Linked DNA regions of Homo sapiens: regions 1 and 3 are each linked to region 2. A link is a contact called in ENCODE Hi-C or POLR2A ChIA-PET data. All regions are on one chromosome and are shown on one strand. Each heading gives the region's core, a stretch centred on a gene start or an enhancer-like site at or near the end of the contact. The rest is flanking DNA. Distances are from core to core; before and after follow the strand shown.

Region 1 (2,882 bases), core at 43-2,542, 610 kb before region 2:
GGCTTTAATCCTCCAAGCCCCATACACCTGCCTTCTTTTTATTTTATTTTAGTTTTTAGCAATAGGGTCACCCTCTGTCACCCAGGCTGGAGTGCAGTGGCGTGATCGTAGTTCACTGCAGCCTCAAACTCCTAGACTCAAGTCTTTTGAGTAGTTGGGAGTACAGGCATGTGCCACCATGCCCAGCCTTTTTTTTTTTTTTTTTTTTTTTTGAGACAGAGTCTCACTCTGTTGCCCAGGCTGGAGTGCAGTGGTGCGATCTTGGCTCACTGCCACCTCCACCTGCCAGGTTCAAGTGATTCTCCTGCCTCAGCCTCCCGAGTAGCTGTGATTACAGGTGCGCACCATCACACCCGGCTAATTTTTGTATGTTTAGTAGAAATGGAGTTTGGCCCTATTGGCCAGGCTGGTCTTGAACTCCTGACCTCAGGTGATCCGCCCTCCTCGGTCTCCCAAAGTGCTGGGATTATAGGCGTGAGCCACCATGCCCAGGGGCCCAGCCAGCCCATTTTTTAAAAATTATCACTTTTTGTAGAGATGGGGTCTTGCTATGTTGCCCAGGCTGGTCTCCAACTCCTGGCCTCAGGCTATCCTCCCGTCTCGGCCTTCCCAAAGCATTAGGATTACAGGCATGAGCCACCGCACCCGCCTGGCCTTACACCTGTCTTCTGCTAGACCTGGGGCAGCATCGCGGGTGGTGGAGGCCCCACTTTCTGCATTTAACAGTTTCTAAAGCGGATTCTGGAGCGGGCAGAAAAAACGCTAGGGGAAGGGCTGGTCCCCTTCCCGCTGCTGGCTCACCCTCTGATAGACTTGGCCTTGGCTTATCTCCTGGAGTCCTGTTCTTTTAGCTTTTCCTGCTGAATGCATTCCAGAAACCTCTGGAGGGAGGGAGTCCCGAGCTCCTGGCACAGTGGCTGAGACCTACTTGTTGGGCAGACTAGGTGGAATGTCCCCTTTTCTGGAGCTGGGAGGAGACCTCAGAGAGTGGGACGGGGTCTTTCTTGCGGGGACCTGTGGCCACGGAGCGGGAGGGAGGCGAGTGCAGTTTCCCTCCTGCCCTCTCCTCCTGCCTTCCGGGTGCCTCTTCACGCCCTCCCTTTCCTTCCCTTCCTCCTCCTCCCGCGCTCTCTCTCCACTCCCCTCCCCCTACTCCCTCCGCTCGGTCCTTCCTATAGCTGTGCCGCCCCCCACCCCTTACCTAGCCAGAGCTGATCTTGACCTCTAGGATGGTGAGGGGGCCTGAGGCCTGGAGGCCGCCGTTGCTGGGTGCCTGGAAAAGAAACAAAACTGAAACTAATTGTACTTGTGGTGCAACTTCCGTCCCAGCCAGGGACACACCGACTCGCCTCGCACAGCCTCAGGCCCCGCCTTCCTCCCCACCCGGCCCCGTCCTCTCCCGCCAAGGCCCCCACCCCGGCAGGCAGCTGGCAGGCTTGGGCTGGAGTCCACCAGCCAGGTCGGCCTGTCAGTCCAGCCTCAGGGCTAAGTGTGTGTATGTCACAAACAGGGAACTACCTGAGGGCGGGTTCTCTGAGTAGAGGGTGGAGGGTCACAGGGTTTATTTGTGGGAAGAAATGAGAGCTCATCTGTGATTCAGAGACCAGGGTAACTAGACACATGGCCTCAGGGCGGGTCTGCAGATTTGCTAACACCTCAGGCAGGCAGGTGCCTGCAAAGCTTCAAGAGAGGCCTTTCATTCCATAAACCGTTGCTGAGCTGTAGGAGAGGCTGTGGGGGATCAGGTAAGAAGCCTCTTGCTGAGGGAACAGCACAGGCTTCCTGGAGAAGGCATCAATGAGATGAGTTTAAAGAAGGCGGGAGGATTGCTTCAGCCCAGGAGTTCAAGACCAGCTTGGGCAATATGGTGAGACCCAGTCTCCATAAAAAATTCGCTAGCCGTGCATGGTAGCGCATACCTGTAATCCCAGATACTCAGGAGACTGAGGCAGGAGAATCACTTGAACCTGGGAGGTCGAGGCTGCAGTGAGCCATGATGGTGACACTGCACTCCAGCCTGGATGACAGAGCAAGACCCTGTCTAAAAAATAAAACAGTAAGAGGGCATAGAGGGCTGGAGAACACTGAGAAGAATGTTCCTGTTCCAGGTACTGGGAGCAGCAAGGGTACATCCCCATTTAGGATGATGTGTGTGGAGAGGATACGAGAGTGTTGGCAGAGAAGCCTGCATTTTATCAAAAAAGACAAAAGAATCATTGCAGGAGATTTCCCTCAACATTTCATGAAAAAATAATTTTTATTTTGAGACAAAGCCTCGCTCTGTCGCCCAGGCTGGAGTGCAGTGGTGTGATCTTAGCTCACAGCAACCTCCGCTTCCCGGGTTCAAGCGATCCTCCTGCCTCAGCCTCCAAAGTAGCTGGGATTACGGGCACTCACTGCCACGCCCAGCTAATTTTTGTATTTTTAGTAGAGATGGGGTTTCACTATGTTGGCCAGGCTGGTCTCGAACTTCTGACCTCAAGTGATCCACCCACCTTGGCCTCCCAAAGTGCTGGGATTACAGGCGTGAGCCAACATGCACAGCCTCATTTTATGAAAAATTCAAAGCACAAAGAAGTTGAAAGAATTGCGGTGAACACCCATATCTCCACCACTTCTGTTCTACAATTATCATTTTACCGTAATTAATTCATGACATACCTATGCATGTTTGTACCTTTTTATCCACATGGCGGAATTTAAGTAGGAAACTGAAGCTGTAAGAGCTCACTCTGGCAGCAGCCGAGAGGACAGAAGGGAGCCTGACCTCAGGGTCCAGGTGAAAGGTGGAGGGGCTGAGACATAGATGCCAGAGAGGTAGGTGGAAATCCAAAAGAGAGAGGGTCACAGAGGCCAAGGCAGGAAATGCTGCACTTCTAGAA
Region 2 (2,950 bases), core at 27-2,526:
ACCATCTGTGTGGAGTTTGCATGGTCTCCCCATGTCTGCATGGCATGTTTGAAAATTTTCATAATAATCCACTTTTTTTTTTTTTTTGAGACATGGTCTCACTCTGTTGCCCAGGCTGGAGTGCAGTGGCACAATCTTGGCTCACTGCATCCTCAACCTCCTGGGCTCAAGAGATCCTCCTGCCTCACAGCCTCCTGAGTAGCTGGGACTACAGGTATACATCACCACACTCAGTTTTTTTTTTTTTTTAAGATGGAGTCTCACTCTGTCACCAGGCTGGAGTGCAGTGGCGTGATCTCGACTCACTGCAACCTCCGCCTCCCAGGTTGAAGTGATTCTCCTGCCTCAGCCTCCCGAGTAGCTGGGACTACAGGTGCCCGCCACCACACCTGGCTAATTTTTGTATTTTAAGTAGAGACTTGGTTTCACCATGTTGGCCAGGATGGTCTTAATCTCTTGACCTCGTGATCCGCCCGCCTCGGCCTCCCAAAGTGCTAATTTTTTAAATTTTTTGTAGAGATGGGGATCTCGTTATATTGCCCAGGCTGGTCACGAACTCCTGGGCTCAAGCGATCCTCCCACCTTTGAGTAGCTGGAATTATAGGTGCACATCACCATGCCCAGCTATTTTTTTTTATTTTTTGTAGAGATGGGGTCTTGCTATTATATTGTCCAAACTGGTCTCAAGCGATCCTCCTTCCTCGACCTCCCAAAGTGCGGAGATTACAGGCATGAGCCACCACCGGGATCCGGCAATAATCCACTTTTAAAAATAAGGAATGGGGGGAATAATGCAGTTGCTGTGAAAACCAAAGGAGAATGACAGTAACAGCCACAGCTGCCCCACAGCAGGGACTGGGAACTTCTGGGTGGGCATGCAGCACACCTCCCGGCCTGTGCCTTCCGTCTCTTCTGTGTGTCTCTAGGCCAATGGCAGCAATTGACTACAAGTAAGGGAATCCCTCGCCTCCCTGCAAGCTCCTCCCCTTTCTCCCCGAGCCCCGCCCCCTGCAGCCCCTCCCTGCAAGAGTGGGGCTAGGGCCCGGCAGGTGTGGGGTTAAGGGAGTCTGTTTGGGGCCCCCAGGAGCAGCAGCCTAAGCAGTGGCTGCAGCAACTGCAACAGCAGCGGCTGTGGCAGGCCTGGCCCCGGGCCAGCTGGCGGGAAGCCCCAGGAGGGAGGGAGGGAGGAGGAAGGGGAGGAAGAGGGGAAGGAGGAGGAGGAGGAGGAGAGGAGCAGTCAGCAGGCCCGAGGAGGCAGGACTTCCTGGTGTGGGGGTTGTCAACAGCCCAGAAAGAGAAAGACGGAGAGGCAGAGACCCAGGGGAGCCGAGGAGCGGAGACACGGACCCAGCAGGGTCACGCGGGAGGAGACTCGGGACACCCACTCGCTGGCTGCCACCGGGAGCAGAGGGGGGCTCGGCCGCCCCCTCCCACATCAGTCTCCAGACCCTTGGGGCTTCAGAGGCCGCTCCTAGGCTCCTCGGAGGAGGCGCGGGTTTCTTCTTTTCCGGAGAGCAAACTTTCCTCGGAGATGCCTGGCAGGATGAGCCGCGGCCCCCGGAGAGGACGGGACAGCCTCTGATCGCCGCCTGCGTGCCCCGCCACTGCCCATGGCCAGGAGGCCCCAGGGAACGGACAGCCCGACCTCTTAGGCGCCGGGACCCTCAGGCTCAGATCAGTGGCCGAGGCCCCAGAGGTAGGGTTCAGGGCTGGGTGGGGCGCTGGGGGGTAGCCGGGCAGGGCCTGCCCCAGAGATGTGGGAGCTGGGGTGAGGGTGGGGGCTCGAGGCCCAGGAGAGGTCTCTCTGAGTGGCCGGGCCAGGCTGGGGAGCTGCTTCAGCCTGGTTCTCCCAGGCCCTGGAGTCCGAGCTCTTGGGACAATACGGGCCCCCTGAGTCAGAATCCCAGGCGAGAAATGCCCAACTCTGGGACTCATCTGCCTCTTTCTACTCTGAGTGCCTTCTTGGATCCAGTCCCCTCTGCCCTGGTCTCTGTCATCTCTTGCCTGTCTCTGGGTCTCTGACGGTTTCCCCTTCCCCCACTCTGCTCCCCGGAGAGGAAGCCCCGGAGGTGGCCTGCCCACTGGTTTCACACACACACACACACACACACACACACACACACACACACACACACACACTCTCTCTCTCTCTCTCTCTCTCTCTCTCCCCCTCTTTTTCCAGTTTGCAAACTCAGCTCTGGAGTTCAGCAGCAACAGCAGCAGGAAAAACCTGCCCCTGCTCCCCCCTCCCGCCACCTCCCCTCTCCTCTTCTCCCCTCACCCAGCAGGCACCCCCGGTTCCCGCCAGGCCCTCCTGCCATGTCGGACCCAGACGTCCCCAGGGGCTCGGATGTCCCCGCCATGTGGCCCCCTTGTTCCAGGGGTGCCTGAGCCCCTTCAAGGAGCCCCAACCCACCCCCAACCTTGGCCCAGCCCTGAGCCCCAGGGACCATGAGCGGGGGCAAGAAGAAGAGTAGTTTCCAAATCACCAGCGTCACCACGGACTATGAGGGCCCTGGGAGCCCAGGGGCTTCGGATCCCCCTACCCCACAGCCCCCAACCGGGCCCCCGCCCCGCCTGCCCAATGGGGAGCCCAGCCCCGATCCGGGGGGCAAGGGCACCCCCCGGAATGGCTCCCCACCACCTGGGGCCCCTTCCTCCCGTTTCCGGGTGGTGAAGCTGCCCCACGGCCTGGGAGAGCCTTATCGCCGCGGTCGCTGGACGTGTGTGGATGTTTATGAGCGAGACCTGGAGCCCCACAGCTTCGGCGGACTCCTGGAGGGAATTCGAGGGGCCTCAGGGGGCGCCGGGGGCAGATCTTTGGATTCCAGGTTGGAGCTGGCCAGCCTCGGCCTGGGCGCCCCCACCCCACCGTCAGGCCTGTCTCAGGGCCCCACCTCCTGGCTCCGTCCACCCCCCACCTCTCCTGGACCTCAGGCCCGCTCCTTCA
Region 3 (3,217 bases), core at 639-3,138, 630 kb before region 2:
GAGCTATGATCATGCCACTGCACTCCAGCCTGGATGACAGAGAGAGACTCTTTCTCTTAAAATAACAAAATAAGGTATTGGTCCTATTCTCATCTGAAAGATGAGGAAACTGACAGATAGAGGATTTGCTATCCTGCTCAAAGTCACTCAGCTAAGAGAGAGACTGGCTCCAGCAGCCCCAGCTCTTAACCAGACTTCATCCTGTTTCTCCGTATCTCAGCTGTTCCCCCGACGTGACCCTTGCATGCCTGTCCCCTATCCCCAACCCAGGATACTTCAAGCCCCTCACCGTGTGACCCACTGCTCCCTATGAGTTCCTTCATTGGCCCCTTCCTTCACAACTTTTTTTAAAGAGACAGACTCTCACTCTGTAGCCCAGGCTGGAGTGCAGTGGCATCATCTCGGCTCACTGTAGCCTCCACCTCCTGGGTTCAAGTGATTTTCCTGCCTCAGCCTCCTGAGTAGCTGGGATTACAGGCACCTGCCACCATGCCCAGTTAATTTTGTATTTTTAGTAGAGACGGGGTTTCACTAAGCTGTCCAGGCTAGTCTCGAACTCCTGACCTTGTGATCCACCCACCTTGGCCTCCCAAAGTGTTGGGATTACAAGCGTGAGCCACTGTGCCTGGTCGTGAGACCCTGTTTCAAAAAAAAAGGTTCTAAGGAGATTTACACCAAGAGGCTCTTGAGTGACACATGAGATCAGATTAGGCCCCTAGAGAGGGGATGTGTGAGGCCTGGAGCAGACAAGGAAGGGTCCAGTGACCTTGGCATAGAGCAGAGGGGTATGGTTGGGGGCTGGTCGGGAGGACTTCTCAGCCTGGAGAAGCAGTTGTGTGCAGAAACCAGGTTGGAGGGTCTGGACATGGAGGACCCCAAAGGGCAGGCCGTGGGATTTGCTCCGTGTGTGGGAACCTGGGGGAACCTCCTATTCCCTTGTTTGCTGCACGTCAGCTACCCGCCCAGACCTGCTCTCTTAGTCACTTCTGTGCCAGGTGCTCCCTTCCCTGAAGCTCTGGGGCAGAGATGAGGCTCCTGTTATTCACAGCCTGAACCACGACGGCTGTCTCCCTCCAGGCACACTCCCTGGGTACAACCCAGCCTGCCAGCTCATTCCCCTAGGAGACTGGCCCCAGACCCAGACAACCCGGGTCGTGCCAGGGACAGCAGATGCTTGGGGCCCTGCAGGCAGAGACCTCTCCCTCCTCCTGAGCCCTTCAGCCCTGGACTGGCCAGCTTGGTCCAAGGATCAGCATCTCAGGAAGCAGAGGCAGTTGTTGTGTGTCCACGGCCTTGCTCCTGGACAGGGGACACCAGGGAAATTAGAGAGACCAACAGAGGAGCTTTAGGGTCTAGGAGGTTTGGGAGCCCCCTTCTCTTTCTGAGCCACCGATTTAGAGCTAGCAGAAGCCGTTCTGCTTTGGGTGGATCAAGCATCTCGTTCTTGAACCTAAACTCCGGGAACTGGGCCCAGGGGACCTTGTCTTCAAGTCCCCATCCTTTCAGGAAATGACATGCCAAACTCCATTTGCTCTTGTCTATCTTTGGTAGCAGCTCATCAGGGAAGTGGGGGCGGAGGTGGGGGCTGAGCCCAGAAGGAAAGCCCCAGGCTCGGGAACCCCCCAACCCCCCACCTGTTGCTGTTTCTGAGAATCCCGAGAGGCCCACAGGTAAAAGGTCATGTTGTGTCCAAAACACCGGGCTGGTTTTCCGGGTTGAATCAGAGCCGGTCAGCAGCTCTGCAGCAGGTGGAAGGCAGCAGGGCTGTCCCCCTTGGCCTGGGCGGGATTCCCCACCCTCTCTCTCCAACAGGGCTTTCCTGTCCAGTAGACCGTTAGTTCCGCTGGCTGGATGAATGAGCGTGCGTGCGTGTGTGTGTGTGTGTTTGTGCTTTTGTAATGGGCGTCTGCCAGGGCTGTGGTAATTGCAGGGCCTCCCCAGGGCTCCCCACGTTTCCCAACAAACCCAGTGCCTCTTTTTTTTTTTTTTTTTTTTTTTGAGACAGAGTCTTGCCCTGTCGCCCAGGCTGGAGTGCAGCGATGCGATTTCTGCTCACTGCAATCTCCGCCTCCCGGGTTCAAGCGATTCTCCTGCCTCAGCCTCCCAAGTAGCTGGGACTACAGGCATGCGCCACCACGCCTGGCTAATTTTTGTATTTTTAGTAGAGACAGGTTTCACCAAGTTGGCCAGGCTGGTCTCGAATTCCTGACCTCAAGTGATCCACCTGCCTCGGCCTCCCAGAGTGCTAGGATTATAGGTGTCAGCCACTGCGCCTGGCCCCCACCCCGCCGTGCCTGTTCTGCAGAAGATGAGCAGAAGCTGTGTGGGTGAAAGGGGAAACTGGGAAGTTATCTGTAAACACGGGGTTGGGGGCACATCTAGATTTGCCACATCTGTTCCTCTCCTCCCATCACAAGATCTGATTTTTGTTTTTGCCATCCATCTCTTGCAATTAGGCAGGTCCACTCGCTGCCCCCACTTCAACTTCTGGGGGTCTTTTGTGGCCAGTCTCCGGCCACACACACTCCTCTCTGGAATGTTTCCCCTCCTTTGCAGATCTGTGGTCCACAGAGCCTTCTAGGGCTTCCACCTTTCCCCCCAAACCACCCTCTGCTGTCTGTCCTTTGAACCTGAAAATTCTTGCAATAGGACCCACAGGATCACACACAGAGTTCAGCACTGGCTTGCTTTCCATTGTCAGGGGTTTGAGACCAGCCTGGCCAACATGGTGAAACCCTGTCTCTACTGAAAATACTGCCATGTATTCATTTTGCTTTCCCTACTGGATGGTAAGAATTTAGGGGTTAGGAACTGTTTGGGTCTACACTTTCCTCCTATGCCCCTTAATACTGCATGATATGGGCCAAGTGCAGTGGCTCATGCTTGTAATCCCAGCACTTTGGGAGGCTGAGACAGGAGAATCACTTGAGCCCAGGAGTTCAAGACCAGCCTGGGTAACACAATGAGATCCCTCCTCTACAAAAAATAAAATGATTAGCTGGGCATGGTGGCGCACACCTGTGGTCCCAGCTACTCGGAAGGCTGAGGTGGGAGGATTGCTTGAGCCTAAGAGTTGGAGGCTGCAGTGAGCTATGATCACACCACTGCACTCCAGGCTGGGCGACAGAGTGAGACCCTATCTCTGAAAAAACAAAAACGGGCCGGGCGTGGTGACTCACATCTGTAATCCCAGCACTTTGGGAGGCCGAGGTGTGTG

Evidence for each region. Hi-C counts contacts between places; a loop is a spot of excess contacts on that map. ChIA-PET counts read pairs that join two places held with the same protein, here RNA polymerase II (POLR2A). Pooled maps may share reads with other maps.
Region 1: a map of ovary shows a loop between it and region 2 (5-fold over the local background). The contact joins the promoter of TRIM56 here to the promoter of TSC22D4-C7ORF61 in region 2. A Hi-C loop is called at or near these places in 1 of 168 maps with a recorded cell type or tissue (ovary) and 9 of 50 pooled maps. POLR2A ChIA-PET finds 5 or more read pairs at or near these places in 1 of 52 experiments (RWPE1).
Region 3: a pooled map shows a loop between it and region 2 (4-fold over the local background). The contact joins the enhancer-like site here to the promoter of TSC22D4-C7ORF61 in region 2. A Hi-C loop is called at or near these places in 1 of 50 pooled maps. POLR2A ChIA-PET finds 5 or more read pairs at or near these places in 3 of 52 experiments (GM12878, RWPE1 and WTC11).

Annotation. Positions count from the first base shown.
Region 1 is chr7:101,083,891-101,086,772 of GRCh38, reverse strand. It overlaps TRIM56 (tripartite motif containing 56), which reads right to left and starts at 1,292. Exons shown (of 3, transcript NM_030961.3): 1 at 1,202-1,292. RefSeq lists enhancers at 1,682-1,731, 2,435-2,882.
Region 2 is chr7:100,477,540-100,480,489 of GRCh38, reverse strand. It overlaps TSC22D4-C7ORF61 (TSC22D4-C7orf61 readthrough), which reads left to right and starts at 1,276. Exons shown (of 6, transcript NM_001395846.1): 1 at 1,276-1,696; 2 at 2,183-2,950. The coding sequence starts at 2,452. It overlaps TSC22D4 (TSC22 domain family member 4), which reads left to right and starts at 1,276. Exons shown (of 5, transcript NM_030935.5): 1 at 1,276-1,696; 2 at 2,183-2,950. The coding sequence starts at 2,452. RefSeq lists enhancers at 761-870, 1,571-1,640 and a silencer at 961-1,120.
Region 3 is chr7:101,107,047-101,110,263 of GRCh38, reverse strand. No RefSeq gene overlaps it. Among named protein-coding and RNA genes, the nearest start is that of SERPINE1, 18 kb to the left of the region's middle. RefSeq lists enhancers at 554-1,504, 1,490-1,709, 1,505-2,455. Within about 2 kb of position 1,888, at least 10 of the 41 ENCODE cell types and tissues checked have a DNase peak (open chromatin) inside an H3K27ac peak, as active enhancers do.